2 separate regions of the Homo sapiens genome follow, and region 2 is linked to region 1. A link is an interaction called in ENCODE POLR2A ChIA-PET data of the cell type or tissue named here. Cell type or tissue: MCF 10A. All regions are shown on one strand. Each heading gives the region's core, and the rest is flanking DNA. Links, peaks and the distances in the headings are about the cores only.

Region 1 (16,772 bases), core at 6,958-10,957:
TAAAAAAAGAAGCAATCTTCAACTAGCTTTCCCTTTTGTGAACTACTAACATATAAGATGCAGTTTTAGCTTCAAGTCATAGCTCTTTGTAAAGATTCTGTCACACCACCAGATATAATTTTTGTTTTTCTACATATCATTAGTTTTCAATTATTTTCAATAACTCTTTTCCCACACTATTATAAGTTGGCTAGACAAGGTAGAGACATCACCATAGTTCTCTGGGTTTTCTAAAAATGATTATTCTCCAATAAACGTATTTATGGAGATTCTTGGCCAAGCTGGTAATTTCCCAAATGTCTTTCTTACTGGCAACAAAATCTCCAACTTAGCTTGTTATTAAAAAATAGGTGCCAAAAGGAGCTCCTTGTCGCCACCAACTGTAAATTCCACATATTTTTGCATCTAAATAAACAATGAGATTAGATCATCTATGTAGCTTATACCCCAACCCAAACCAGCATCCAAAGTAAAACTATTTTGTGAAATATTGTGGTATTATGTGAAGGAAAACAAAGTGTCCCATACTCAAGTAAGTTTGGAAAACACTTACGAATTAAACATTTCTTTTCTGTTGAATTTATCAGAGCTGCAAAATGCTATTATGTATTGTGACAGTCTAAAAAAGTATTTACAAAATTTATTTGACCATGAAACTTTTATTCAAGGGCCTCTAAAAACCTGGAAGAGATGCAGTTAAGAAGTGCTGGTCTATGATATGGCAAAAACATGTCAAAGAGATTGTTATTTAAATAATAGTTGTCCCGTGTGTGGCTAATTCTACTTATGACAATCCATGTGGCCACAGAGAACCTACTGTCTTGCCAGGCTCCATTTATTTAAAGACTACATACAGACTTCTTTGAGAGGAGAAAAAACGGTGCTAACAATTCTAAGAATTTTTTTCCCAAGTAACAGCAATCTTAGGAAATTGTTTAAGCTACCATCTCCATGAAGTCACAAGGTCCTAATATTGTCTCACCTTATTTTCATTGAGGGGAGCAGGGACAGCGTGTTTATTGAATTACAAGAACCAGGTTACAAACAACAAAATACTGATGCAATCTCATTTCTACTAATTCTAGGGGAACTGGATTCACAATTTAAATGAGAACATACTATAGCATGTCAGAGACTTCTAGGGATAATGACTTGACAGCTAATACATCTATTATCTAGCTACTTTGTAAATCATATTTGAATTCAAATTTCCTATCTGTGTCTCTGATATTCATTTCCCTAGTTTCCAAGATGGTTTAGTGATGATACAGCTGATGACAACTGTTAGATGACCGTTTCTGCTACTATAGAAACTCAAATCAGGCATTGACCTCAGAAGACTATTCTTATAATCAGAATACTGATGATGAGCTTTGAGGTTTTTGTTTTTGTATTTTTTAAGGGCAGTGGGAAGGACCTAGATTTTATCTCTTTGTGGAAGTTCCTCTTTTCCCTGAGCTGAAGCAGAGGCTCCCACAATACTACAGTAGCTCCGGAGTGTGCTCAGCGGCTGTGGCAGCTCAACCATGCAATTTTATAGCAGGCAGCAAACAAGGCAGAGAATTCAGGGTTAAAAACTCAAGTGAAGTTTTGTCTTCTACAGTAATGAAAGCTGACTAAAAGAGTAAATCAAATGGATCTCCTAACAAAATGAAAACAGCTGTTTGGCCTGGCTTGGTCTCTGATTTAGGTTAAGTAATTATTGCTCTAGTGCGGTTCAAGGTTGTTCTGTATTAGTGAAATAAGATATCACATGAAAATCATCCAACTTTTTAATTTACTGTAGCATCAGAAATTCCACTGCATAAAAAACTCTAGAAACGTAATCTTCTAAAAACTTTACCTATAAACCTTTTCAAATACCAATTGATTCAATCTTCCAAGACATAATTACATGATACACAATTACATTATAGTAATAATCTTTAGTATCTAAACTAAGAAAACATTTTAATATTTTAACTTTAAAATGCTAAATTTTTTCAAATTTTACTGAAGTGATATATTATATCCAAATTCTTAAATAACTGTAAATATTTTTTTGTAAGGAGACGTGTGTATAAACAGCAAACAATGAAAAGCTACTTTCTGAGCCCCAAAGAAGCCTATACTTACAGTGTAAATCTTTTTTTTAATTCAACATTGGTATACCAATAGTGGTTGAGAAGAAAAAAAATTATAATGAAAAAGCACAGCAAAGCAATAGCATTGGGGAAGAGGTTTCTGTATCTAACACTAGTCAGTAAAATTATTCATGTCACTTCAAATTCTACTTCTTATTTGCTTTTCATTCTTCTATCACCATCATTAGTGTCACTTCTCTTGAATTGAAGCACTTTATTTCTGCTTCAGCTTGCCAATTATAACAAAGGACAAATCAATGGTAGGTTGGTGATGGTATCTTTTTATTGATGTTCCAGTATTTATTTTTAAATAATAAAAACCTAAAAATATTATCTGATGCAAGACAGTGAATTCCTGAAGAAAACAAGACTGTAAGTTTTGGTCACCTTTTCTGGCTGTTAACCACCATTACAACCCTGGATGGATGCTTAGATGTATGAATAAAAAATAACATTAAAGTATTTTTGAACAACAAATATTGAAATTATAGGATAACGTTTCTTCAATGGTGACATCTTTAGAGCATTTTTTAATGCACTTGGGTACATTCAACTCAGTTCCCAATGAAAGAGAGTGACAGAGAACATTACATCAGAAAATTAATATTTTGAAGAAAATTACTTAAGTGGTTTAAAGCCCAGGGAAAAGTCTCAGATGTTCTTGTTATAGCTATTATTGTTGGACACATAACATGACATATTTACCTTTCCAGTGGGATATAGTTTTGTAGGTTTCCTAAGTCTAAATAGCATTTCTCACTAGTCCTTGCCAATTATTCTAACTAGTACTTGCCAGCACATCAGAATAACAGAAACAAGAGAGTTAAATGTTTTATTCTCCAATATGTTTCCACATTATGATCTTTCTTTGGGGTCAATGTTCCTTAAATAAGTGGCTATATCATATTCAGAGTTTTGATTCAGAAATTGTCTTGTGGAACTAGATCAACAATGCACAATTTGCCTAAGGATTAGAGAGGAACTCAATGACAAGCAATATTTAAAAGGAAGGTTTAATTTTTTCCTTTCAGACAGTTAATGTAAATGCTACTAACTGAGATCTTCAAAAATGATAGAGCACATGAAGCCAGTCTACATTCTTAGCAGTCTGCAATCCAAGGAGGGTTAAAGAGGAATGGTCCTACCCCTTTGCAGACTCCATATTTCTTTTTTTCAAGAAATATAAAGCTTGCTGTTGTTACTGCATAAGTCTTTGTGAATAGGCAAATGTAATTAACTCAATTTTACAACGAAAGCTGGGCATACTCAGTGCCACTTAAACAGTGCATCTTTAATTTCTGAGTCAAAATATAAGGTCAAACTCTACTCAGTTTTCAGCAGCCATGTTTCCACCAGTAGTGTTAGCACAGTACTTACAGACAGAATCCCTCTGCTGAAAAGAGGGGATCCCTCCCTGGAAGTCACTTGTCTTACTCTGAAATACAGTTGGCCTTTCAGCAAGATAGGGAGTAGGGGCACCAACACCCCCACACAGAAGAAAACTGGTATATAGCTTTTGACGCCCCCAAAACTTAACTACTAATAGCCGACTTTTTTTTTTTTTTTTTTTTTTTTGAGACAGATCCTCACTCTGTCACCCAGGCTGGAGTGCAATGGCATGACCTCGGCTCACTCCAACCTCTGCCTTCCAGGTTCCAGTGATTCTCCTGCCTCAGCCTCCCAAGTAGCGGGGATTACAAGCGTGTGCCACCATATCTGGCTAATTTTTTTATTTTTAGTAGAGATGAGATTTCACTATGTTGTCCAGGCTGGTCTCAAACTCCTGACCTCAAGTGATCTGCCTGCCTTGGCTTCCCAAAGTGCTGGGATTACAGGCGTGAGCCACTGCACCTGGCCGAATAGCCTACTCTTGACTGGAAGCCTTACCAATAACATGAACAGTTGACTAACACTTTGTATATGTATTATATAAAGAAAAGAAAATGTTTTTAGGAAAATCATAAGAAAGAGAAAATACATTTACTTTTCATTAAGTGGAAGTAGATCATCATAAAGGTCTTTATCTTCATCATCTTTATGTTGAATAGACTGAGGAGGAAGAGGAAGAGGGGTTGGTCTTGCTGTCTCTGGGGTGGCAGGAGGCAGAAGAAAATCCACACAGAAATAGACCTGATCAATTGAAACCCGGGTCGTTTGAGGGTCAACTGTACTTCTTTTGAGTCCCTGATCTCTCTCTAGCTCTCAGTTACTCATGATATTCCTCCACCTGGGGTATCACCCCTTGAATAATCTTTTAGTTGCCACATCTTCATGAGTTCCAGCTTGGGAACAAATGTTTTCTGAATCTACACTGAAAAAGTCTTGCACCATGTACATACTTTCCATTTTTTCTGGATTAGCCTCCTAAGATATTATATACCTTGCTAGTTCCTTCTTTTTGACAGAATTCCCGGGACGAATCTAGTAGAATCTAAGAAATGAGCATCAGTGATTAATTTTTTGGTGTAAAAGGTTATGTTTGTGACCTAGCATTCAGCTTCAGAAAGAACACACTATAAAAACTGAGGGCCTCATATCATCAGTTTGTACTCGTTGGTAAGTGTTCCTAAAATCAAAGAAACCCCTAGCTGATCAGGTTGAATATAGGTTACAGTCCTGGATTTTCTGAGTTTAGTCAAGGGTCTCTAAATTGTAGCAGTCAATTGGCACCAGGTGGCCCAAGGAATCAACCCTCCCAAGGATGCTTTTCTACCTCCTTTGTTTCCTTTATCATTCACTTTTACCCTGAGATTGTGCAGGAAATGGGAATTTCCAAAGATTGGCATTTCAAGGGATATGGAATTCCAAAGATTGGCAATCTTTAAGCCACTCCTTTGCCTTCTACCTCATTTTCCTCAGGACTCTAAAACAGAGCAATTTCCAACAACCTACAGCCTTTCAAGGCAGCAAGCCCTTCTGCGCATGTTTACTAAAGAATGGCATGAAACTTTGTATAGAGACAAGATGAGATAACAGGCTATCCTAAGGAATATTTGCACTTAAAAGTTGAACAGTGTTCAACAGTGTTCAAACAATCACACAGTTTACACCCTTGCAGTCAACCATTTCAAAGCATATGTTCCATTCATTTCTCCTTTTCCTCTTAAAGCCTTTCATGAAAAAATTTTTAAAAAAGAATCTTTGGCTCAAAGCAGCAAAGTAAATCTTTACTTCAAGTTATTTTCTTAAATATTATTTTCATGTTAGGTTTTTAAAATTTAGAATATAAAATGTGGCTTATCATACAAACATCTATAATAAAACTTCAGTAGAAGGCCTTGCAAAGCTCTTTAGGGAACTATTTGTTCCACACTAACTTACAGGTTACTTTATATCACAGGTATCTCATTACTTGATGTTGGCAGAGATGTGAGACAACTTCTCAGCTTTCTTATCCTATGAATACTGGTAACCATATCGAAAGCTAGGGCCTTTACTAGATTAAGTTCAGCCATAAATTTAACCTATCAGAATCTTTTGTAGTAAAATATTCACTCCTACTTTCAAATTATAGGATTCTTGAATTGGAAAGGACCTTAGAAACTATCATTCCACAGCCATCATTTTACATATGAGGCTACTGAAGCCTTCAAAGATGAAAGGACTCACCCAAGGTCACACAACTGGTTGGGAGATGAGCCCAGACTGGCTCTTTCTTTTTCTTTGGGAAGTAATGGTAAAACAACCACATTTTAAAAGAGATTTAATCTCACATTGTACGTAGAAAAGACAAAGATGGGCTCCTTAAAGAATTCCCAGTTCCTAAAATTAAGCATTTCAGTCCTCTCCTCTTTAGCACTTTTAAGCAATACCAAACTCAGTCACAGCGTTTGCTCATTCCCATTCAACATTCCTATTTCTTTCATTGTAGGCCTTCCCCATCATTTTTCCCATATAGCTATCTACATGTTATATTTGAAGAAATTAAAGTACTACAGAAAATATTACATATAAATCACAAGGATTATTTTTATGCGATAAGATATTTAAACATGCTTTCTGAATTCCTAAAATAAGTGCTTAGGCCATAATTAAAAATGAATCCAAGCTGGGCGCGGTGGCTCACGCTTGTAATCCTAGCACTTTGGGAGGCTGAGGCTGGTGGATCACGAGGTCACGAGATCGAGACCATCCTGGCTAACACGGTGAAACCCTGTCTCTACCACAAAAAAAATAAAACTAGCCGGGCGTGGTGGCGTGTGCCTGTAGTCCCAGCTACTCGGGAGGCTGAGGCAGGAGAATGGCGTGAACCCAGGAGGTGGAGCTTGCAATGAGCGGAGATTGTGCCACTGCACTCCAGCCTGGGCTACAGAGCAAGACACTGTCTCAACAACAACAACAAAAAAATGAATCCACAGGAGGCTGAGGCATAAGAATTGCTTGAACCCGGGAGGTGGAGGTTGCAGTGAGCCAAGATCATGCCAGTGCACTCCAGCCTGGGCAACAGAGTGAGACTCTGTCTCAAAAAAAAAAAAAAAGGGAGAACAGATGAAACAAGATGGGGAAATTTGTAACTGTCATTATAATTTAATTATAATTGTCATAAAATTAGAACTGGCAATGGATATGTGGAGTTTACTATACTATTCAGGAAAATTTAGCATTTTTCCTAATAAAATGTTTATTTAAATTACCAATCTGCGTACCGCCCTTTGGAAGAAAAACAGTTCCTAAGTTTCAATGTACACAAGCAGACTGTTACAATGAAGAGTAAACAGGTAAGGGAGATTTCAAATAAAGTTTTCCATCTTTTTAAAAAAATTGTTATTAAAAAAGAACACATATGAAATTTACCAACTTAACCATCTTTAAGTGTACAGCTCAGTAGTGTTAAGTAGATTCACATTGTTGTGCAATATATCTACAGAACCTTTTCATCTTACAAAACTAACACTCTATACCCACTAAACAACAGCTCTCCGTTTCCTACTCCAGCCCCTGGCAACCACCATTCTACTTTGTTTCTATGAATTTTACTACTTTAGATACCTCATAAAAGTGGAATCATACTGTCTTTTTGTGACTAGCATATTTCACCTAGCATAATGTCCTCAAGGTTAATCCATGTTGTAGCACATGACAGGATTTTAATCTTTTTAAAGGCTGAATCACATTCCATCCTACGTATATACTATATTTTTAAAATTTGTTCATTAGTTGATAGACATTTGGGTTACTTTCACCTGAAAATCTTCATCATAACATAATATTTTTGGAGGAAACTGAAGTATAAGGTACTATAAGAAAAATTCAGCTAAGCAGCAATAATAAAGAATGGATATGCAGTAACTGGAACAAAGTCCATCCATCAGCTATTATCAACTTGATATCCATCCTCCAGGGCCTAGAAGAAACTTAGCACACCTAGTGAAAATCAGTCTATGGGTCTGTAAGAGATTACATTTGTTATTTATCTACTTTTGTTTTCTAATCCTCCTTATTTTAGTACTCCTTTTGATGGGATATTTATTCAAAGGATATTGATGGATATGAATATATTTTTATTCCCTCAGTCTGTGGATATGGCTGTAAGAGATGTAGCTTGACTGGGAAGAGGGTACGTGGATGGTTGAGGATTAGAAAGGTGCCAAATTATTCAGATTTTTAATTTTTTTGATTAATAAAAATAACATTTACATCTCAAAGTTATAAAAGGAACTTGCTGTTACAGGTATTCCATGGTTTATTTTGGTAATGGATTTGATAAACCATTTGATTTCCAAGAAGCTGAACACTTGTGTTCCATTTAGCAATTTGGAATAAGGTTCCCAAATGGCACTATGATATTCTGGGATTCTGGGGAGGTCACAATTTTGCTTTTTTTTTTGAGATGGAGTCTCACTCTGTCGCCCAGGCTGGAGTGCAGTGGCGCAATCTCGGCCCACTGCAACCTCTGCCTCCCGGGTTCAAGCAATTCTCCTGCCTCAGCTTCCTGAGTAGCTGGTACTACAGATGCCTGCCACTACGCCCAGCTAATTTTTTGTATTTTTAGTAGAGACAGGGTTTCATCATGTTGGCCAGGCTTGTCTCGAATTCCTGACGTTCAAGTGATCCACCCACCTCAGCCTCCCAAAGTCCTGGGATTATAGGCATGAGCCACCGTGCTTGGCCTATTTTATAATTTATTAGAGAGAATAAACCCACTATAAAGGATGAAACTCTTTGGATGATCGTTCTCTGTCTGATCGTATATGGGATAAAGTCCATCCAAAATCACTTGGGCACTGAGAAACCTCTGCTATCTTATCTGGATCCACTTTTGTACTTTGTATTTTACCTCTAGTTCACTTTCTCCGTTCCCACTCCCACTCCAAAGGATCACCAATCCCCTGGGCTCATTAAATTTCTGGCTTGGATTATGTGGAGTGATTAATGGCAGTGGGCCTGGTACATGTGGAGGTCAGCGTGCTGAGCATCCTGCATGTCAGCGACAAAAACACCCGCGTGCATCCACCAACTCACTCTTCGCCTCCACAGCCACAATTTATTCATCCCAGAGTACACTCAACCATCTGCTATTTATTTTGTTTTCTTTAAGCATTATTTCCTTCAATTTGCTAAGCCAGGGCACAGGTGAAAAGTGGTAAGAAGCAAAGGGGAGCTGTTGTTGATGGACACAGGAGGGGTGAGTTGAGCTCCCCATGAGGAAGAGCATTCGGCTCCACAGAAAGGGCCTAACCGTATTGCTGAATACTTAAATCCCTGCCTAATAGGAGCATTTGGGCCAGGCCCAATCATAACTAGCTAAGGCTAGACTCCTGGGGTGAGGAGTGTAAAGCTGGTGAGTTTTAAGCATCCTTAATAGTAGCCCTGTAATAAACTGATGCTCTGAATCTTTGCTAGAGTCTGCACAAGACTGGGCTATAAATTTTACATTTGGCAAAGTGACTCATAAAGAAACACCCACCTGATTTCAGACACGCATTTTTGGCAGTCAGGGCACTTGCTAAATTAGCTATGGTTCTGTTTTTAGCTGCTTTCTTTCTCTGCTGAAAATACGATGATTCTATCTGGACAGTACAGTTTCACAACTCAGTCCTCTAGCGCTGCTTACTAGTCCATCTTTTGGACTGGGAAATACCGGAGTTTGCTTCCTTTTTAAGTGCCGAAAACACTGGAACACATTTTATTATTATCAGTTTTAATCTATAAGGTTCTGGCCCTGTGAGTTGTTTTCTTCACGAGAGTAGCTATAATAAATGGATTATCAAAATGCATTTGAGCTAACAATCTCTGTTATTACAGAGTGATAAAAACATAAAACCACTTTTTCATCAGGAAGAGGTGAAGTGTCTCTTGTCTGGGGAGGTCCAGTGTTGATTTGAGGAACTTGGGTCAAGCTGGTATTTGACCTTTGGCAGGAGGCTGCCCTGGGTCTTATATTCTCAACAAACTGGGCCCAAGACAATAGTGTGCTTTATAGCCCAGAGCCCGATCACTGTGTTTCTCCAAGGAAGACCTCAAGCTGAAAAGCCAACATGCCTGACAACCACCATCAAGGTACCAAGGGCATAAGCACTAGACACTGGAAAACAAATGGAAAAGCACACACAGCTACATCTGGAATCCTAATGGGCCGCCAATGGTTCCCAGCTAAAGGAAGAATTACCCATGTTATTTTATCATCCCTTGCGCTAACTTTGCTGTTTATGTACAGCAATAAATGATTTTTTAAAAACATATTTGGGTCATTATGTCATATACCACCAGCAAGTAAGGTTGTTTTATTGTGCTTGGAGTCAAAATACACTGCTATACCCAGATGTACGGGAAGTTTAAAAATCTCTTGTCCTTCTGTATTCATTTCTCTTGGACAAATGAGTTAAGTTTTTAAAAGGAAAATTGAGAATTTTTATGGCTTTTACTCCCACCTTGCCAGTAAAATTTGCACCAGTATTTTTCTACCCAGCAAAGGTGCCTGGCCAATGATAACACTAAATACAAATGCAGAAAGCCAAACATCTTCCAACCAACAGGAAATGCCAGAGATTTTTTTTTCCTTTTTTGGAACACTTTTAGCAAGTTGGATTCTTCTGCCAAGGCTGTGCTATAATCAAAAAGTAGCTGCAGATCAAGAATATGAAGTGAAACCTGGAGGTTCAAGCCAATTCTTCCCATACAATGATATGTGAATTTCTACCTTTATTTCTGCTTGCTGCAAGCAGTTTTAAATTTCACCTGCTCTATTAAGCCTTTTAACACACACAGTAAAACTTAGCGCAACATGTTACATTTTCTGAGTTAAAAAAAAAATTCCTGGCTGGGTGCGGTGTTTCACACCTAAAATCCTAGCACTTTGGGAGGCCGAGACAGGGTAGCTTGAGTCAGGGAGTTTGAGACCAGCCTGGTCAACATAGGGAGGACCCGTCTCTATTAAAATTTAAAGATAAATAAATAAAAATTCCAAAATGCCTAACCCTTTATCATAATGTGTTATTTTGCACACTCCACAATCAATAGATATGGTTTATTTTTCTACCCATTCCCCACACTTCCAAAATTTTGAAGTTCAATTCACCCAAATCTGCTAAATCTTCTTCCATTCCATTATGATATGAATAAGGGGAAGTGGTTTCTCAACATGAATAAAGTGAAAGACTACATACATCAGGGGAGAAGAAAGCCTGAGAAAAGCAGATGTTCAAATGTGGATCTTGACTGACCCATCATCTACCCGGAGAATGAGTTCTTGTGTGAGTGTTTAGTTTCTGAAGCGGAGGATGCTGGCTTTCCTGTTTACTTAGCTAGCCCTGTCACTGGGTTACAGGTGGCCTGGAAAGAAGATTTAGGAAATATTTTCTCTTCATAAATGAACATCAAATTATTTTACAATGTGCCCTGGTACATGCATCATTGACAGGTTGGAGGCCAAAGACAATCTCAAATAAAGCAGAGGCTGGGGCGGGTGTGGGGGGACCCTGATTGTGAGTCAGGAAGAGAAAAAACTGTTTCCAAGTTATTTCTAAATTTTCACACAATTTACTAAGAGATGAGTCATTGTACTCTTTAGCCTGGCAAACATTCCACTCCAAATCCCCTTCCTCGGCAGAATTTCTAAGTTTTGGTTATTCTTGCATTGCAGCTGACTTTCACCTTTTCAGGGGATCCTCTTCAGTATCCACTATTGAGTTTCCTGGAAGCATCACCATGATTCTTACTTTTGCTATTAATGATCAGTCTTTTTAAAAAAGCATTCTTTCAACTTGATTCTGAGTTTCACCTGAATCCTCTACACGAGAAAAGCTTAACATCACCAGGGTTGCTTTCATATGGAAGAAGCCATTACTTGAAATTTATCAATTGAGTTTGGAATTCCTCCTGTTTTCTCTCTCTCTTTTTCATGCTATTTATATTCATTGTTTTCTTTTATCCTATTTAAAAAATTTTTTTCACCAAACTTCAGTGGTGAATTTGATTTCTCCCCTTTTTTCTTGCTTATGTTCTGACCCTGCCCTCCCTGACACATTTCAGCAGTATCTTATTCTTTACATATTTCACATTTGAGGAGCATTTTAGTCTCTTGCTTGTACCTCTACATTCCCCAGCCCAGAAGTCTTCGCAGATCATTGATGTCAAATCATGTCCCTCCTTCTTCAGAATGCTGCCAGGAATCATCTCCCAAACTAAACCCATATGGCTCTACTCAACCAGAATCACTTCAACAATCCTGTTTGCACATTGACAGGAGAAATCGCTTGGGAAAATGGTTCTGTATGCTGCAGATGTTTATATTTTTCTGAAGATTCCTCTGCTTCTGTTCTTTTGTTCTTTCCTTTGCATTTTGCCCTTACTTAAACTTAAAGCTCCCTGTGGGTATGGAATAACTTTATACCCACATACTTTTTGTGTGTTTCTAAAGTTCTCAGTTCAGCGCTTATTGTGCTATGAGGAGAAGGATCAAGACAAATGACCACCTTACTGAACTGAAGTCTGAAATTGCTTTCCTGGCTGCCATGCCCTTTGATGTAGGGTAGCTAAACAGATCTTAAATGACACTCATTGTCCTTTGTTCTTATCTAAGCATACTGGTTACCTCCATGGGGCTCAGAGTTTCTGAGGTGACATAAGGTATACCTACCTTATATTTGTTGGTAGAAAAATGAAGAATAATAGGGTTGGCAAAATTATAACTTTTGAAAAATTTGTCTTTCTGCCTCTAGCCTCTCCTTCAGCATTTCTGAAAGTCCTCTCCCCTTTCCCAAACTCAGGTTATTATTTGCCTTCTTAATTTCTAACTCCTCCAAATAAAAACAGCAAAATGTGACATATTATTTCTACTTGAAAATTAATTTTCATGAATACATTCAGTCTTTTAAGAGTTTTCTGTTTTAACTCTTAAATTCCTATTTAAGGAATAGGAGTTTCCTATTATGAAATAAAAGTTTCTATCTCCTGATAGAGGAATTTGACACAAATTCAGGAAGTCAGAAGAACATTGTTGGGAGGTAAAGAGAGGGGGATAGTCTTTTCCTTGGCCCTAAAATTATGCTGCATTTAATTCCAATTTTGCAGAATATAGACTAAATCTGCTTTAGTTGTTAGGGGTGCTTTTCTTAGTAAGGGACTAGCGAGTATCTTCCTTCCCATTTTCCTTGATACCAAGATTCTTGTGCCTAAGATTTGCTGAAGCCTGACGTCCTGTGGCCCCAGCCGACCAGGGTCTCCTAGCCTGGGTCTTCTAGCCTCACTGTCATTCATCCACCTCCATCATCCCCGACACCATACAGGCCACATAGACAAAGGGATGCCCTTCCCCAGCCCCCTCTTTGCTCCTTCTAGAATGTCATGCATAATCACAGTATCCAAAGTTTTAGTTACTTCCAATACCCCAAACAATTGCATCTGACACCATCTTAGGAGCAGAGAACAGTTGCTAAGCAGCTATCAAGTAAGGAACAAGGATGGTACGGTGAGGGGTGGGTGCCACTGTCAGACAACCCTGTTGTTAGCAGATAGGATCCTGCCTTTTCGCCTAATCATTGACAGTATGTTGCAAAATACTGAAAGGCATTCATTGATGCAGCCTGTCTTATAAGCATTGTTTTTAACTGAGGTATAATTGACATGCAACAGACTGCATATATTTGAAACATACAAATTGAAAAATTTTTTGACATTTGTATACTCCTGTGAAAACATCATCACAATTCAAGATACTAATAAACATATTCATCACCCCCAAAATGTATTCATTCCCTTTAGTACATCCCACTCCCATTCCTGCTTCTCCCTAGGCAACCACTGATCAGCTTTTTGTCACTATAAATTAATTTTCATTTCCCTAAACTTTACATAAGTGGAATAATACAGTATATACTTTTTTGTCTGACTTCTTTCTCTGAGCATAATTGAGATTCATCTATGTTGTTGAAGGTATCACTACTGCATTTGTTTTATCACTGAGTAGTCTTTCATTGTATGGATGTGTCTATCAAGAGGCATTTATTGAGCCTCTTCTAAGTGGCAGGTACTGTGCTAGACACTGGAATATACAGTCACTAAAGGCTATGTGCCAGCCCTCAAGGATCTTATTTGGTGTTTAACACAGAGACAGATAAGTAACTTGACAATTACTGTAGAGCTTAATCTATGCCATGAGGGAGATAATCACGGAGGTTTGGGAGCCTTATTAAAGACCATGTAAATCAGACTTGAGGCTAAGCTTGAGGCAGGTTTTGGTGGATGAGTTGAAAGTAGTTACAGGGGGCTGGGCGCTGTGGCTCACGCCTGTAATCCCAATACTTTGGGAGGCCTAGGCTGGTGGATCACCTGAGGTCAGGAGTTCAAGATCAACCTGGCCAACATGATGAAACCCCATCTCTACTAAAAATATAAAAAAAAAATTAGCTGCGTGTGGTGGCAGGCACCTGTAATCCCAGCTACTCGGGAGGCAGGAGCAGGAGAATTGCTGGACCCCAGGAGGTGGAAGTTGCAGTGAACCAAGATTGAGCCACTGTACTCCAGCCTGGGCAACAGAGTGAGAATCCAAGAAGAAAGAAAAAAAGAAAAAGAAAAAGAAAAAGAAAGGGAGGAAGGGAGGAAGGGAGGGAGGGAGGGAGGGAGGAAGGAAGGAAGGAAGGAAAGAGAGAGAAAGAGGAAGGAAAGGAAGAAAGGAAGAGGGGAAGGAAGGAAGGAAGGAAGGAAGGAAAGAAAGAGAGAGAGAGAGAGAAAGAAAGAAAGAAAGAAAGAAAGAAAGAAAGAAAGAAAGAAAGAAAGAAAGAAAGAAAGAAAGAAAAGAAAAATTAGTTACAGGGTGAGGTCAAAGAGCTACCAGCAGTTCTATGTTGACTGGCATGGGTAGAGGGAGCTGACGAAGCTAGTGAGAAGGACCTTTCATGCTGGGTAAGAAGTGTAAATTATATCGTGAGACTTATTGAAGGCATCTAAATAATAATAAAAAATGACATAATTAAATTTACTTTTTCTGTGTAGAGTGAATTAGAAGAATACAAGACCAGAGACACCAACTAAGAGGCTAACAAAGTAGCCCAGATGAGAGGGGATAGAGCCTTAGACTCAGATGGTGGCTGTGGAGACTTGGAGACGTGGACAGATGAGAAAGAAAGTGACAGAGACAGGAAATAGAAATCTAAAAGTGATTGATAAATGTGTGGATGAGAAACAGGAAAAAGTTGCAAAGATTTCCATGTTTGAGGCTTGAGCAACTAGATAAATAGAAAATAGCTTAAGAAGTGAAAGTAGCTTTGAGGAAGATGATAAATTCATTCTAATATTGTGAGTTTGATGTTGTATGAGACATTCAGAGAAAAAAGTCCAGAATTTAGATGGATGTAACTGTGCAGGAGTTTAGAGATAATGATATACTTTTCCTCATATTTATAGGCTTGCAGGAGGAAGAAGATAGAGAGTGAAAAAGAATAAAAAGCTTAAAATTCAGTTTTTGGAAATGCTGCCTTTGTGGGGAAAAAGATAGCTCATATATCTTATCATATATTTAATTTTACTCCTTAATTTGTTTGCAAATTCCTGAAGGAAGGCAGTGGAGGGGATGTGCCTTAAACTTTCAGTAACCAAGTGCCTCTAACAGAGAAGGGGCTCAGAACTAATTCATTATTTGCATATTTGAACTTAAAAATATAATCAATCTGTATCTATAATTAGCCATCTGTTAAAATGACCCATGTGCATTATCAAAATGCTACAAAGCTGGGTGCAGTGGTGTATTCCCGTAGTGCCAGCACTCTGGAGCCTGAGGAGTGAGGATCACTTTGAACCCAAGAGTTCAAATCCAGTCTGAGCAACATATCAAGGCCCTGTCTCTAAAAAGAAAAAAAAAATGTTACAGCAATTGGTTTAGAAGTACCTGGGCATGACTTATCAGCAGCACATAGATGTGATCTATTTCTGTTGAGTAAGAGCAACAATTCCTAGTTACAGAACTTTCTAATATTTAACTAAATATATAAAAGAGAAGAGTGCCTCTAGTTGCAAATATAGTAATGTGTCTAGAGCAGAATCCATGACAGTCAAGTCCAGCCATGTGCTTAAATATGTAGCTAAACAAAAATTCAGACAGAACATCTTGCTGTTTCTGAACATGATGTAGAATTTAGCAGATGACAAGGTGGATACATTTTTGCTTAAATGATTAGGAACTCCAGTTCTCTCAATAGCACTTCCACAAAGACTAGGAAAGCCTTCCTAATCCAAATTAAATCTAAAGATTGTAAATATTATTCCATCTTTAAACTAGATTAACTTGAGGTAAATGGCTGTAAGGAGGTCAAGAAAGCTCCAATGAATCAATCCTCATTTTTCTCACCACATCAAGTGGAGAAGCTGTGATTTAAGCAATTTCTGCTAGGAAAAGTGCTTCCCGTGTAAGTTTTTTCCTCAATGATCTCTCTCCCATAATACATTACGGGGTAACCTTTACTTGCCATAGAAAAACAGACATGTGAATTTGATACTCTCAGCTTGTTTATATGTTTTTAAAGCTGGCGAGCAAACAGAGGGCAGAATGTGAAAATTTTTGCTTCTGCTGCCACATGGCTAGCTGGAAGCCGAGTTCAGGACATAGCAAACTTTCTATTTGGACTTCCAAGAACAGCAAAAATATTGAGTTATGTTGGGGAGGGGGAAATCTTTTATTTGATATCATCAAAATTGTTTCCAAAACACCCTCCAATTTCTTCTAAGTGGAGAACCTTGCAAATGAAATAAAAACAATAAACTTAATTTTACCGACTCCAAAAGATGTCTAACAATTTTCAAAGGAATTTCTTAGACTCTCCCATTTTCTTTTTTAAAATAGAAAATAACAGTGTAGTTTAAGATCCAGGCACATTTCCTGACTCTTTACAAAAATACTCTTTAGATATAACTTGATTTAAAAATTTAATATGTAAAATATGTCTGTAGAAGATAAATTACAAAGGTATTAATTGTATTAGAAAAGCATTCTTGACATTACAAGATTCATCAACATACTAATCTCTTCAGTGAACTTCTAAAAATCAATATATTAAAGTTTGGTTCACACAGTCTTTGGGAAAACATACCTATTGTGTAAACCAGGGCATGTGTGAATTTTTAAAACAACAATGGGTCCACGCTAACCAAGCTATCATTCTCTTACCTTTTCCATTACATATTCAATTTTCTCCTAACATACTGGAGCCTGCCAAC
Region 2 (16,772 bases), core at 4,935-8,934, 110 kb after region 1:
CTGTGTTGCAGTTTTTTACTAATGTTCTTTGGTTCAGTATAAATGATATGGTAAATTTGCATTCAAATTCATGGAACTTTTGAAATCTGTTTCCCATCTAGCTGGCCAGCCAAAAACAATATTTTCATTTGTAAACAGCTGTTTCATAATCAGCTCTTTTGTACTACGTGGAATTCCATAAAAGATAGAACATTTTATTTAAAATACAGGAATCGCATTAATCCATCACAAATCATTGATTAGTTTTTGTATACTACCACACATTTAACTTATAGGGAAAGATTTTAAGGAAAATTTAATCTTGTGTCCAAATGTAACATTACTTTAAACATGAGGTCATCTAAACATCTGTCTCCAATATATCACTGGGGATTTAAATCAAAAGTCTGCTAAACATGTACAATCATTTTGAAAATAAATAACAGGACAAATTCTGTCTTGATTATGATTATCATGCATTTTAAAAGGGAACATTTATTCTAATAAGAAAAGTCTGAACTAATTTAAACTTTATTGACATTAAGTTAAAATAGTTTCATACAAGAGTAAGAGATATATTTCGTTTATTTGCTGCATAACAATGCTTATATTTCAACTTTTCAACATTATACTCTTAAATTTTTACTCACAAAAAAAACTGATACCTTTATCCCTCCATATATTTTCAATAGTAAAATATTCAAGGAAAAATTTCAAGACATAAAATTTTCCACTCAGTAACTGAAAAATGAATAACACAATTTTCTTCCTGAACTTTCCTTCCTTTAGGGCAACACTATGAATCTTCAAGAAGAACTAAAATAGTTCTATCCATTTAACTGACTCCTATGTTACGCTTTAAAATAAAAGAATGTAGCTAATTACAAAAGACAGTGAAGGCAGTACATTCCCTTCAAGACTTTATAATCATCAAAAAGTCAGTGTATTTCTTAAATGATTAATTAAACTCTACACCTGACTTGTGTCTGGTAAGTATGAGCATTTAATTCACCAACAGGATATCTTCAGAAACCAGCTAAATACTTGAGATGAATACGCATTAAAAATAAACCACAATGCTTAATCATCAAAGCAATTTCTGCCGAAACTAAAATGAACATTAGCAGTTGAAGAACCGGAGGAAATAAAATTAAAGCATCACTGAATAGTACATTCTTAGAAAAACACCATAGCTTCCCCTAATGCTGCAGAAATCATCAAAGAACCCAGCTGCAAGGAATATTAATGTCCAGGTTTGTCTCACATCTAGTTGGCTGTTGCAAACTGTAACTGTAGGTGGTAGTTATGGTTTTCTGAACCACCTCACTGCATTTCTTCTTTCTGCTTATATCCCGAAGTTGCTAACTTTGGCCATGGCAATTTCAGATCATATATTCTGCCTTGGTAGATACAGGATAAAAACTTTAAAATGTATTCACAGGTCTCTGAGTGTAATTCCTTAAGGGCAAGAACTATGACTTACTAATTTTGGATATCCATTCCCTAGAACCACATCTGACACATATCTGCAGCTTGATAATTCTTGGTAAATGCATGAATGACTTGATGAAATGAACATCTGACTAAAACCAAAAACTTTTGCCTGGCTCTGCTGAACTGCCTACTAATACACTGCTTTAGTTTTCCCACCTATAAAATGAGGCTTATCCTTGCCCTGCACCCTCACTGAGGTATTGGGAGAATTGAACGAGAGCATAAACACAAAAATTTATTGTAAAACTAGCAGTAGCAAACTAGTGTAATCATTTTGATCATCAACAATGTATCTAGGTTAAATTGTATATGCAGAAAAACAGATACTGAATGTTATATGAAGTATTTATTTATAAAAACATTCTTTTGAAGAAGCTCAAAATTGAAATAACATGCTTCCAAAATATGTGGTATGTTGAAACAGAGAAATTCTCTTTTGAAAATACAGTTAAAGGACTGGGGGCTAAGAAATCCCTTTGGAAAAGTTAAGTCTGGTGGTACCATTTTTTTTTTTAACTTTATAAGATCTTAGAGCTGGGCACGGTAAGGCTCACGCCTGTAATCCCAGCACTTTGGGAGGCTGAGGCGGGTAGATCACTTGAGGTCAGGAGTTCGAGACCAACCTTGCCACATGGCGAAATTCCGTCTCTACAAATAACACAAAAATTAGCCAGGCGTGGTGGTGCAGGCTTGTAATCCCAGTTACTTGGGAGACTGAGTCAGGAGAATCACTGAACCAGGGAAGCGGAGGTTGCAGTGAGCTAAGATCACGCCACCGCACTCCAGCCTGGGTGACAGAGAGAGACACTGTCTCAAAAAAAGAAAAAAAAATCTTAGGAACTTAATAATTAACACCTTTTGTATTACGAGGAAGAAATTCAAGCTTTTTTATATAATTAATACAACTGAGCAACTGAGTTTATCTCAAACTTTAGCCTTCCCAGTCCAAAAGCTGAATACCATAATGACTAGCTAAAGATGCTAATTCAGCATTAGCAATGTAAAGCATGTTTTTGTGTGTTGCCAGTGTTTTCCTCAACACATAAAACACACAAAAAATCTGTGGTCAAACAACCACAGACATGATCTAAGTGAGAAATCTTTGCATTTATACTGGCCTTTGTATTAAAATAGCATAGAATTGTCTATGATTATTTCTTTCAATTAACTGCGTTTTTAAAAAAAAAACTGAAATATAAAAATAATTTTGCTTTAGTGTAGCTTCCATTTGTGTAACTTTATCTCACACATTCAAATTTGAGTTACCGGCTATTTTATCATTTTCCATCTTTTTCCTAGTAGATTTACTTTACTACGTAAATGTTAGTAGCAAGTTGCCCCATTAAAAATCAGTTAATTTTGTTTTTCTTTATTCTATTACTCAAAATACCTGAAACAAAATATGTAAGGTACTATATGTCACTTTTTATATTTTTCTAGATTGCACTGACTTTATTTTTCAGAATAACCACTGTAATCAGCTATTTCTACATTTTCGTCTGAGTACTTTGATATGATACAGGCTCCATCCTCAAGGATAGTATTTCTCAATCTTGGCTGCACATTGGACTCAGATAGAGCGACGTAAAAAATGCTGATTCCTGGGTCCAATTCCCAGAGGTTCTGATGTAGTCAGTGTGGGTTGCGACAGTGGCCTCTGCATCTTTTCATGTTACCCAAGTGATCCTAAAGTGTAGTCAAGGCTGAGAACCATGGCTCTGGGAACTCACAGTCTTGTAGGGGAGATTAATAACAACAGTAACCAACCCATTTATGGTGTGCTTAATTGTGCCAAACAGCAGGCTAAGCATTTTATGTGCCTCATCTCATTTAACTCACAACAACCTTATGGAGAAAGATTCTGTTACTATTCCTATTTAAAGACTTGAGGATTAGAAAGATTAAGAAACTTGTCCAAGGTCCCACCAGTGATAATTGACTGAGACAGAACTCAAACAGCTCTGTCCAACTCCAGAGTGGTAGCTCTTCATCACAGACTATCATCGAGGTAGAAACCATGCCATAAAAAGATATTATATTCCTTTTTGGAGACAGGGTTTTGCTCTGTTGCCCAGGCTGGAGTACAGTGGCTTGGTCACAGCTCACTGCGGCCTCAGCTACCTGGGCTCAAGCGATTCCCGTACCTCAGCCTCTCAAGTAGCTGGGACCGCAGACAGGTGCTACCATATCTGGTTCATTTTTTATTATTATTTGTAGAGACGAGGTCTCACTATGTTACCAGGCTGATCCGGAACTCCTGGGCTCAAGCAATCCTCCCGAGTAGCTGGGATTAGGGCCATGAGCCACCATGATGGGCCTAAAAGATTTTTTTAACGGGGCAAGTCATAGTGTTCATGAATAGAAGTGACAGAAGAATTACCTCCGAGGATACACAACCACTGAAATTAGGCAGATATTAGAAATGTCCGTTTTTCTCCTTAGCCTGACTGTCAGAATGAATTGTAAATTTTCTTCGAAATAGTAGTATCTGAGGCAAAGAACACTCCTAGGCAGTGGCCCAGTCTAGCTGGATACCTCTCAGTTGTCAAGGACACAGGAAGGAACAATGAAATCATTATTTGACTATTATTTTTTTAGTTGCTAGTCAGCATCTAAGTCTGTCTGCAAACTGCATCTCTGCATTCCCTACAGGCAAAGGGAGCTGTCCCTCCTGGTAGTGACAGAATAACCACAAACAAAACAGTCCTCCTCAGGGGAAAGCCATCTTTATCTGTCAGTATTAGTCAGCTGAGAAACATAGCTGCAGGCAGCTGAAAAAACAGTTTGCCTGTTTTAAGTTTACAGGTGGCCTTATAATGGAAAGTTTTACATACTGAGATTCCTTTTCAAGTTAAAAAAGTTTGGACAAAAAGGGACAAAATTTGGCAGGATTTTCATGCAATGCTTCTAACCAGCTTACGAAAGCAAAATATCAAATTTTAGTGAAGCTTGGTGAACTAAGCACCCGCCTGCTGGCAAACAGGCTTAGCTAACTGCTCCCACCCTTTCTGCACTGCACATTCCTCGTGGTTCAAATCAGAATGGCCACACATACCTGCTGTCACAGGGGCTGGCTATACAAAACACCCAAGAAATGTTTTCCGAAGGAATTCATGGACATTGGAGATAACTAACTTTAAAAATACTTTTGAAAAGCAGATTGTAAACAGAGTAACATAATAATAATGTCAGCGTGTAAACAATAAAACAGCTGCTTAAAGCCCAGGTAAAAGGCATTTTAATGTGTCTGTTCATTAGCGTGTGTGTGTGTGTGTGTGTGTGTGTGTGTCTGTAATTTGTTTAAGAGGAACAAGTATGAAAGGGGAAGAAGGCATTTGACTGATTTCATCATCATTGTCAGCATGGATCAGATATTTGGGGTTCCATGAACACCTATTGTGCTTTCCCCAGCATCTGGGGCAATGGAGCAGACAGGGCCAGTTTATTCTGTAAGTGGTTCAAAGTTTCTTTTTCCTGGTTTTCCTATCATAGCTTACATTTTGTCTGAGGAAAAGGCACAGTTTGGAATCTATCAAAAGCAGTTAAATTGTTGGAAACATCTAACACATTACAAAGTATAATTAATTAAATTTATCAATGCAGTTGCTGTTTTCCTAGAATAAAATGGGGGTTTTAGAAAGTCAAATTCAGCAGTTATTGACAAGAGTCAGAAAAGCATGCAGTGACTTGGTGGGAAGCTCGGGACAGGTCTTGACTGAGAGCACTGATCCTTGGGGTCGAGGGCTTAGAAAAAAATACAGAAACTAATGAGAAAAAGAGAGCCAGCTAATTACAAACTTGAGTAATAATGTCACTGTCAAATCTTGGGAAAAGGACTGACAGATTCTATTTAACCTATAAATCAGTAGTTGTCAATTAGGTGGTCTCTTTACCACTGGGGTGAAATATGGAAATGATTTATTTAAATTAAAGACAAGGCCTTTGTATTACTTATCTCAATTAATAATGATTGATCAAATTTGTTTCAAAAAATGTTATGCAATTTAACACCTCAGAAGTTACTATGAATGATAAATAGAATACCTACACACATATACATTCTCTTCTTTTAAAAAAATTTAGGTTTAGAGGAGGGGAGTGAACCAAATTATTTGATAGAGTGACTACTAAAATATTAGTTAAGAACCACTCCTGTGGACCCACTGTGGAATATTGGAAAGGAAGTCTCCAGAAGCAAAGTAATGACTCCATTTTCAGGGGTGGCAGAGGGGAAAACAACTTCATCAGGTGAAAAAGAAGATTATGTTAATGAAATCCAGGTTTGAGCACAAAACAAAATTCTACTGCCCCAAATCAGTAGTTAAGTGAAATAAGATAAAGTTTCTAGAATGTAAACAGAAATATAGTTTATATTATAAAAGTAGAAAGAATTATAGTTAGCATATATGCATGTATTCATAAGATGTGTCACTCATATGTGAAGTTGTTTTGGGTTTTTTTTTTTGTTTTTTTAGTATTTTTAGTAGAGATAGGATTTCACCATATTGCCCATGCTGGTCTTGAATTCCTGAGCTTGAGCGATCAGCCTGCCTTGGCCTCCCAAAGTGCTGTGATTACACGCCCAGCCTGGGTGGTTGTTGTTGTTGTTGTTGTTGTTGTTGTTGTTTGTTTGTTTTTAATATTTGGAAGAGTCTTAACTACTCATATGTTTTCCCTCTCCATTAATAATAACTAACACAGAGCATTCAGGAAGTGCTAGTCACAATTCTAAGCACTTTACATGCCTCAATCCATATGATCCTTCCAATAACCAATGAGGTAGATTGCATCCTATCTCTATTTTATGGGTAAGGCACAGAGATGTTAAGCTGCCTGCCCAAGGTAACACAGCTAGTAAGTATTAGAGTTGGGATCTGGTATCAGGCATTAAGACATCAGAATCCCCATAGAATACTACCTCCTTCTCTTACCTCTATTCTCTATTTTTTTTAAGAGATGGGGTCTCGCTCTGTTGCCCAGGCTGGAGTCAAACTCCTGGGCTCAAGCAATCCTCATGCCTTAGTCTCAGGAGTAGCTGGAACTCCATGCCTGTGTGCCCAGATTTACCTCTATTCTCTTTGTAGCATGAAGTGAAATCTAAAATACTAAAATACACACACACACACACACACACACACACACACACAGAGAGATGAGCTAAATAACTCTTTGGGACACCACAGTAGGAATTTAATAGACTAGAACAGAAAATTAAGATTAGGTTGCTATGACCCCACTGAGTAAGTCCCCTATCATATGACTGCCACATGTGTGGGATTGACTCAGATATCCCTGAGGGCATGTGGGGCAAGTAGAAAGATGGGCTGGAAAAAACTACAACTAACACAATGACATTTGAGCTTGAGAAAACAAACCTACCTCCAAACTGTAAGCAACTCAACAATCAGATACTCTATACTTCTTCTAACTATTCCTGGAAAGCCAGGTATTAGGAAAAAACAGGTCTCCATCCACACACAGTCAAAATTCAGGAAGACAAATTTCTAGGTTCACAGAATCAATGGGACTTGGATTGACTCCTTCTTAGAGTAACCAGGGCAGGAAAACTAGAGCCCTTTTTTATTTCCTTTTGCAGCTATCAGGAATAAAATGGAACAGTACATCGTCTACAGCATTCGGTTCCTAGGGTAATGTCTCAATTTGATGGCAGGCAAACAGCAATGATTCTCCTCACCACCAATGACACTGGGCATGAAGGAAACAGCACCCACTCCTTCAGATTGTTTAGGAAATATCTCCCTACCATCTTGATGAAAAGTTTTGAAGTTTTAAATTAATTCACATTAAAAATTGATAAATAAAACACTTGACATTTATTCATTCATCTATTCATTCGACAAATGTTTATTGAGTACCTGTCCTGTGCCAGGTTATCTTTTAGGCACTAGGGATACACCAGAGTACCAAACAGACCAAGAGTTTCTTTTGTGTGTGTGTGACAGTATATACAGTGGTACAAACATGGCTCCATGCAGCCTTGATCTCCTGGGCTCAAGCAATCCTCCCACATCAACCCCCCTAAGTAGCTAAGGCTACAGGAACGTGGCATCACCCCCAGCTAACTTCTGTATTTTTAGTAGAAACAGACTTTCACCATGTTACCCAGCCTGGTCTCTAACTCCTGACCTCAAGAGATCCGCCTGACTTGGCCTCCCAAAGTGCTGGGATTACAGGCCTGAGCCACCACACTCAGCCCAGACCAAGAGTTTTACCTTCATGAAGCTAATAGTCTACTGATAAAGATAAGAAGAGCATGTTTTAATATATAATAAATGATGTCATTATTTTACATCATTTATTCAACAATTAGTATTATGCATTCATTCTTACATTTAACTAAACATGTCAATGTTACTTACAGATCAATAAAATTTAAAAACTAGGGTATTTTATTTTAATTTAATATGTAGCTATTTTCTCAGCTATGCAATGCTGATAAAATATATATGAAAAGTGTGACATGTCTCATGTTTATTCAAATGTAAGAATACATAGATTCATATACGCCGCACAAAACATAAAAAATGCAGGTATTTTCCAATCTAGAAATAGTTAATTTGCTAACAACTTGTACATACTAATGATCACTACAGCTCCCATTTTCTCCAACCTTAATGCCTCCTAATTCCCAACTCTGGTTTGCACTTGCCCTTTGGTTCTTCTCTGCTGTCGGACTGTTCACCAACCATCCATTTATTCATTGCACAAGGACGTACTAGGAACCACTGGAGTGAGACCCTCTAGAACTCCTTCACCCTTGTCTCTTAGGACTAGGGCCTCTTGGAAGTTGAAAGAGACCCAAGACTCTTCTACTAATTGGGAACTCTCAAAATACTATTATAAAAAATAAAGAAATGCCAGTTAACAGCGTTATTAAAATTTACTTTAAGGACTTACATTTCACATAGTAATTCTTTTAACAGACACAATTGCAATGACAAAGGCAATGACTTTATATCTGCCCATATTTGAAAGAAATGTCAAAAATTCAAATTTATAAAGCCCTCTGTGAAATATGAGGCCCTATTCAAATGGCCCTCCTGGTCTTGTCTGTCACCCTTTCCTTCTTGGCTGCTGGCACCTTCCTATCTCATTGTCAACGAGAAGCCACCACACTATCTCCACATCTGAGTATCTCTATCCCATTCTCCACCAGTTAGAGCTCTTAAAACCTCCAGGGAAGCTAGCCTCAGAAGGACAGAGGACCCTATATTTGGGCTTAGGAATCCTAAATGCCCTAGGGCTTAGAGCTGCCATTACTGGTATTTCACACTTATTTCAGGTTTTTTTTTTTTTTTAAAAAAAAGGAAGAAAATTTTTGTGGCTTGCCCATGAATTGCATAACATTGTTCTAGGGGGAAATGCATTCTGACCTCAAACTCACCTAAAACTACAGATTTTTGAAACATGACATATATGTTTAGGGCATTACATGAGACCACACTTTTTCTCACACATGGTAACTATATTTCCTTTTTCTTTTTTTTCTTTTCTTTTTTTTTTTTTTGAGACAGAGTCTCAACTCTGTAGCCCAGGCTGGAGTGCAGTGATGTGATCTCAGTTCACTGCAACCTCCGCCTCCCGGGTACAATTCTCCTGCCTCAGCCTCCCGAGTAGCAGGGATTGCAGGCACTCACCACCACACCTGGCTGATTTTTGTATTTTTAGTAGAGACGGGGTTTCTCCATGTTGGTCAGGCTGGTCTCGAACTCCTGACCTCAAGTGATCGGTCTACCTGGGCCTCCCAAAGTGCTGGGATTACAGGCATGAGCCACCACCCCCAGCCCTTATTTTCCTTATGTATTTTGCTTATATGTTTTTCCTACATATGGTAACTGTGAGTCTTTTTTCATTCAACTTGCCCGCAAATGTGATTTTATATATACTGTCATATATTTCTAACTTATATAAATAATGCAAAGTAAAAGATGTCCTTGAGTTTATAAGGTAAAAAATATTTTTGTGTGTAGCTACACATTGTATATTTTATATTGATTGTATGTCAGATTTCTATTATAGAAAGCAAATCATACTATTTAGCATGAGATCATCTTCATTTAGATACACCATAGGTCAAAACACAGATGTTTTGTCTTCATTGTTGCTCTGAGAAACTATGATTCCTACAAGAAACATTCCCTCCACCATCAGTAAAATAAGATGCTATGAAAGAGGTCAAAGTATTTGACGTCTAAATCAGAAGGTATTTTCTTTACTTCTGCCATATTTCTATATGGTTACATGGGGATATATAAGCAAAACAGGTCTCAATGAAATTGAATTGCTTTGTGGCAAATGCATTGAATAAATATACATTTATTGAGCAGCTACTATATTCAAAGCACTGTGGTAGGCCTGGAGATACAAAATAAACATGACTTGGTCTCTTCCTTAGAGGGGCTCACTCTTCATAAGACTTAAAAAACAAGAAATAGATCCAATGCACTCTTTTAAACTAATAACAAAAAATCAAGGAAAAGTAAAATAGATGCTTGTGAAAAGCCTCTTTGCAGAGTGAAATGGAATACTACATATTATGTAAGCATACCAATGAAAACATTATCAGTATATATAATGCTGGATGACGGCTATTTAAATATCCAAATTGAATGAACAAATGATGGCTCACAATAGCCTCAACCTCCAGGGCTCAAGCAATTCTCCCCACTTTGGCCTCCCTAAATGCTGGAATTACAGGCGTGAGCTATCTGTGCCTGCCTAGATGATCCATTTTTTGACTATGGAAGATATGAAGCCAACAAGAATCACATAGACATCATTATCACCACTGTTTTTTTTTAACTTAGATGCCAGTGCCTCTACTTTTCTCTTTTTCTTCCCTTCCTTGCTTCTTGTTGAACTTCTAATCTCCAGCTATGAGCTCAAAATACAAGGTATACACCAATGCAGATGTCCATGAACACATGAAAGAAACAGAAAATCTACTGTCACTTTCTTGATGCTTTATGAGGCAAACCTAATGAAACTATATTGCTCTGTAAAACAAAGTTGCTTACCATTTTCATATCATATTCCTATTTCAACTTTACAGAATATAAATTAAATGTTTTCTTAGGGCAACTAAAAACTGCTCCATCAAAAAAAAAATCCGCTAGGGCCGGCCACGGTGGCTCACACCTGCAATCCCAGCACTTTGGGAAGCTGAAACCCCATCTCTACTAAAAATACAAAAATTAGCTGGGCATGGTGGTGGGCGCCTGTAGTCCCAGCTACTCAGGAAGCTGAGGCAGCAGAATCGCTTAAACCGGGAGGCAGAGGTTGCAGTGAGCTGAGACAGCACTACTGAACTCCAGCCTGGGCACAGACTCAGGCTGACTCACAGAGCAAGACTCAAAAAATAAATAAATAATCACTAAATAGTCTTTAATATTTCTTATATTTAGTACAGTACCTTCAATATTCATCCTCCTTAGAACTATCTTGAAATCCCTTAGCTGTATACATTTCTCATTAAGAGAGAAAAAATAATTTAATTTAGTAATTATTTAAAAATTTTTTAAAGACATGGGAAAGTTATACTGCCATCTTGTGGTTAAAGTTTGATTACAGAAGCAAGCACTTCTGGCATTTCCCATTCATAAACCAAATCCACAACATAATATGTATCATACTTAAAACTTTTTCCTTACAGAAGGAGTAGGGTTGAAGGAAAAAAATCCTGTTTAGAACTTACATTCAAGAAAAATTATTATTCATACATATACCCAATTTCTTATGTTAAAGGCCACTGAATTAAAACAAGAAATGGCATTTGAGTCCCAGATACATAAATAAAACCTACGTGTTTGGCACTGTAGCTCCTGTTTAGAGATGTTTATAATTTATTATGACTATAATACATACCCTAGCCCTAATAACTTTGAAAAACAAAATTATGGAATCTAGGAGTTTCAGGTAATCTCTAAGATCTACAAGAAATTATGACATTTATCCTAAGCTTATCAATGATTTCTATTTTATCCAGGACTCTAATTCAAATTTTACGGCAAGAACCAACATAAAGAAAATAAATATTATACAAATAAAAACAGTTTCTTCCATCCCTCTTTCTTACTCATATACATAAACCCATTTTTCCATACATACACAGGTATGAATCACAATTAAAAGAAAAATTAATTCCCAAAGTACAGTCTGTATTTTTCAAGTGTAGAATTCTCTATGATCTATGCAAGGCAAAGATGCTTTGCAATAGTGGAATGTAATCAGAAGTTAACACACTTCTAGATCTAACTATATCTGCAGAAAGCTTTTCCTTTTAAAAAGAAAATAAAAAGCAAATCACCAAAATTATAGGAAGACAGCGCCATCTATAGGTCTGCACAAGTACAGAATAGTAATCTTAGTTTCAGATATAAATGTCCACTGTGATAAACTAGCCAATCAAATGTGCTGTCCTAGGCGGACGCTCCAAAATAATGCTGCTCATTCTCAGATCTCTGGAGAGGATCTTGCAATTTACTCCAAAGTGCTTTAACCTGCCTCTACAATCATGCCCCAAAATGATAGTGATAATAACAGCAATAGAAGCCTCAAGCAATCAGAACAAAAACTAATGTTTTTCACAATTGTATTATTCTGATTTGGCATACTTGATGGTCGATAAATATTGGTAACTTTTCAAGAAATATTAGCACATTGGTAGGTTCTCTCTCTCTCTCTCTCTTTCTCTTCATTCTGCAAAATTACTTTGGGCCATGATTCTATTTTAGGTGTCATCCAATTCTATCGAGTTCTATTGAATTTCATTCTTCTTTCTCCAAAGAGGAGGCTATACGTTCTCCCTACAGTAGTCTATTCTAGTTTTTACAGACATTAAATTACATGCGACTTAAGATTCCCTCCTTTTTCAGACAGGCCCCTCCTGTCCACTCTTGGGTTGCTCTCACTCTACTGAGTCACACCAGTATCTTATTAGTTGTGTGCGAATTCAGTTAACAATACGTGAGGGTGGAGGCTTGGCCCACTTCCTGACCAATTGCCTGTAGCATCTGGCAGAAAAAAAGATGCCGCATTAATGCCAACAGAGGCACTGCTGGTTAATATGGAGAATTTCATACTTAAGCTATGGCTGGCATTTAAAAATCTGCAAAAACAAGAAATGGACTTTTGTACAAGGGCAGACCCTGTTTGTTCATTAACACTCAAGTTCAAGAAAAAGCTGTGGTATTTAACATAACCAGAGAGAAAAAGAAGACTTATGGGGGCAATACTTGAAGGGGCTGCTTACCTGATTTCTCATTCTGCACACTAAGAGGCAGGGTGGAGTAATGGATGAGAGCTCAAGCTTTGAAAGCAAAGAGCAGAGTTTGAGTCTGTGTCTGTCATCAGCCTTGAACAAGATATTTAATTTCTCTGAGCTTCACTTTCCTCATCTTCAAGAAATTACAAATTGGCTCATGCCTGGAATCCAGCACTTTGGGAGGCCAAGGCGGGCAGATCACTTGAGGTCAGGAGTTCAAGACGAGCCTGGCCAACATAGTGAAACCCTGTCTCTACTAAAAATACAAATATTAGCTGGGCAGGGTGGCATGTGCCTGTAATCCCAGCTACTTTGGAGGCTGAGGCAAGAGAGACGCTTGAACCCAGGAGAAGGGGTTTGCAGTGAGCCGAGGTCACTTCACTGCACTCCAGTGTGGGCGACAGAGAGAAACCCCATCTCAAAAATAATAATAATAATAGAGATTATTTAAGCAAAGTAAGATGCTTTGCACATAGTAAGCATTCAGTAAATGTTAGCACTCAAAAGATAAGATTTATCTTACTTTTTAAAATCTTATCATACTTATTGACTATGATAGTTAGGAAGGATCTACCCAACCCAAACAAATATCCCAGGAAGTTCATTGTGACTTCTAAAGATGACAAAAAGAATGAATGAAAAGACTGAACTCAAAATAGAAATGAGAAAATGATAATTTGTTTGAAGGTCTGATATTAGTTTCAAAATATATCTCTGAAACATCTTTGAAAACCATTAGCGTCCACTGACTCTCAATTTCATTTTATTTCAATTTTTTTTTTTTTTTGACAGAGTCTCGCTCTCTCACCCAGACTGAAGTGCAGTGGCACAATCTCAGCTCACTGCAACCTCTGCTCCGGGTTCAAGCAATTCTCCTGCTTCAGCCTCCTGACTAGCTGGGACTACAGGCGCCTGCCACCATGCCCAGTTAATTTCATTTTATTTCTGCTATATACCTTAAAAATGTGAGCCTGCAGAGCGCAGAGAAGTCAGAAACACAGTTCTGGAAGTCACCTGCAAACAGACAACACTGAAGCCAAAGAGTGGATGGGTTTGTTTGGGGAGTTAGAATGTGTAAAACACAAGAAGAAAAAAACTAAATAAAATGAATTTAAAATAAATTTTTAAAAGACTGTGTAAAGCAAAAAACTTACAAACATGTAGAATATCAATTTTTGAGGAAAGGGAAAGTGGAGACAATAGAAGACTAATCAAATAGGGGAGAAAGGTTCAAGATGGTTGAGTAGGATTTTCTGGCTCTACTTAGAAGAACTGGAATAGTATATAGACAGTCACACTTCAAATACGTTATCCAAGACAGAATGCTGATGCTCAACACAGAAGAGACAGGAAACACCAAAAGTGGGGAAGGAGGAAAAGAGGCAGCATCCCTGGTCAGGACTGGCTAAGAGCTGGGAGTGACTTCCTAACATGAGGAAAGGGTGAGTGACAGACTTCCAGCAGCCCACATCCCCACCATCAGATCATGCAATCCTAGCCACAGGAGAGCCCCTTGACCATCCCAAGCCCTGAAACTAACACAGGAAGTTGATGGGAGACGAAGGGACAGGGCTGCTCCAGGGAGGGAGCTCCCACACCATTTATAAGACCTAAGAAGCTACAGGAAGGTGCCATTTTCAAAGCTAGCCTCTCATAAACTGCACACTGTCCTTCAGGCCAGCAGCACCAAGACTGAGACATTACAAAAGCTCAAGTTATCACTGCTGGAATGAGGAGTAAGATGGGAGCATTCCCACAGCCAGGGATAAGAAGCAAGCAAGACATGAGCTGCAGCAGCCAGTGCCAGGAAGCGGGTGCTGTCAGGACAGAGACTGGCATGTAAGTGAGCAGAATGAGTTGCTGGTGGGACTTGGTTGCGAGTTGGGTGGGTGCTCCTACAGCTGGGGTGGGGGAACAAGCTAAGCATCAGCTACCACTGCCAGGGTAGGGGGTGAACCCCCAGGACTGGGGCTAGAAAGAAACGTGCATTCCCTACCCACTGGCCCAGGCTGTTGCCACAAAGACAGCAGCTCCCTCTCCAGTGGTGGGGCCTCAGCATGGCTGCTACTGTCTCTAACACAAGCACTTAGCCTGAGGCCTAAGGATCATCCTGGCCACCACAGCTGGTGCCTGCTCTCACCACAAGCCCCACGAGCCTAGCTTCGCTCCTTCACTTCTCCCACCTTAACAGAGCACATAGCCCAGGGTCTCGACTGCTATCTCCTCAGCTGACCTATCTGCAAGCCCCACCTGCAGGACTGGAGACTTCCCCACCCAGCACATCACATCTACTGTCAACATGAACACACACCACTCAGGACCCAGAGAATCATCCCACTACAGCTTCTGCCATCATCCATGCTATACTGGCTGCCAGGTGATTGAAAACACACTCTATGACCCAGTTTACTGCTGCCATTATCAACATCTGAGCAAGCCACCTAGAGGCCCAAAAATCAGACCTCTAGTAACCACAAGTACAGGTGGCAGCATACGTCACCCTGGGGCACAAAGATAGGGATACTCAACCCACCACTGTCATCACTGGTGCCTGGAAACTGGCCCACCTGGCATCTTAGTCCCCAAGCAGAACATCACCACAGACTCCACTAATAATTGCACCCCAACCCACACAGATATCACTAATCCTGTTTAGAGCCAAAGAAATCATACAAAGACTACACTGCTGCATGCCCTCAGAATTAAAAGCCAAAGTGCCCTACCTAACAAACACTAAAGCTAGGTCTTCTGGAAGAAGTCCTCTCCTACAAAAGTAAGTTCAAAAATAGGAAGACGTGATTGTTACACCAGATGTGCAGATATAAACATAAAGACACAGGAAACATAAAAAAAAATCAATGAAATATGACTCTCCAAAGGAACACAACAATTCTCCAGTAACAGTTCTTAATCAAAAAGACATTTTCAAAATCCCAGTATAATGCAAAATATTGATTTTAAAGAAACTCAGTACAAAGACAACAGAAAAACAATTCAAGATATGAGGGAAAATTTTACTAAAAGATAGATTTTTTTTTTTTTTTTGAGATGGAGTTTCACTCTTGTTCCCCAGGCTGGAGTGCGATAGCATGATCTCAGCTCACTGTAACTTCCACTTCCCCAGTTCAAGCGATTCTCCTGCCTCAGCCTCCCGAGTAGCTAGGATTACAGGCATGCACCACCACACCCAGCTAATTTTGTATTTTTAGTAGAGACAGGGTTTCTCCATGTTGGTCAGGCTGGTCTCAAACTCCCAACCTCAGGTGATCTACCCGCCTCAGCCTCCCAAAGTGCTGGGATTATAAGTGTGAGGCACCACGCCCGGCCGATATCTTTTTCGAAAACCAAATAGAAATTCTGGACCTGAAGAATTCATTGAAAGAAATAAAAAATACATTTGAAAACTTTGGTAATAGAGTAGATGAGGCAGAAGAGAAAATCTCAGAACTAAAAGACAGCTCTTTTTTTTTTTTTAAGATGGAGTTTCACTCTGTTGCCCAGGCTGGAGTGCAGTGGCACGATCTCAGCTCACTGCAACCTCTGCTTCCGAGATTCCAGCAATCCTCCTACCTCAGCCTCCCAAGTAGCTGGACTACAGGTGTTTGCCACCATGCCTGGCTAATTTTTGTATTTTTGAAGAGACTTGAAAGAATAAGCAAGGCTTCATGACATTTGGGGCAACATACAGTGACTGAATTTATAAATTATCAGTATCCTAGAGGACAAAGAAACAAAGAGAAGATTAGAAAACTTATTTAACAAAATAAAATAAGTCTAGCAGGAGATGTAAGTCTAGCAAGAGGATATTCAGATACAGGTGGCTCAACAATACCTAGGAAGATACAATGCCAAAAAGTTTTCACAGCACATTATAATCAGACTGTCTAAAGTCAAAGATAAAAAGATAATTCTAAAAATAACAAGAGAAAATCATCTAGTCACCTATAAAGAAAACTCCATCAAACTAACAGTGAATTTCTTAGCAGAAACCTTATAGGCCAGAAGAGAATGGCAT

What was found. ChIA-PET counts read pairs that join two places held together with the same protein. Peaks named below come from ENCODE experiments on the same cell type or tissue, not always from the same donor. Only the 100,000 strongest peaks of a DNase experiment are listed, where the experiment ranks them.
Region 2: POLR2A ChIA-PET joins it to region 1 with 5 read pairs; 2 of 35 experiments call an interaction of 5 or more read pairs at or near these places.

Annotation. Positions count from the first base shown.
Region 1 is chr14:37,026,085-37,042,856 of GRCh38, forward strand. All of the region lies in intron 1 of SLC25A21 (solute carrier family 25 member 21), which reads right to left. Among named protein-coding and RNA genes, the nearest start is that of MIR4503, 82 kb to the left of the region's middle. In MCF 10A, for the core only: no CTCF peak of the experiment used is centred there; a DNase peak (open chromatin) is centred at 9,067.
Region 2 is chr14:37,138,858-37,155,629 of GRCh38, forward strand. The region is part of intron 1 of SLC25A21 (solute carrier family 25 member 21); the gene reads right to left. Among named protein-coding and RNA genes, the nearest start is that of SLC25A21-AS1, 25 kb to the right of the region's middle. In MCF 10A, for the core only: no CTCF peak of the experiment used is centred there; a DNase peak (open chromatin) is centred at 6,774.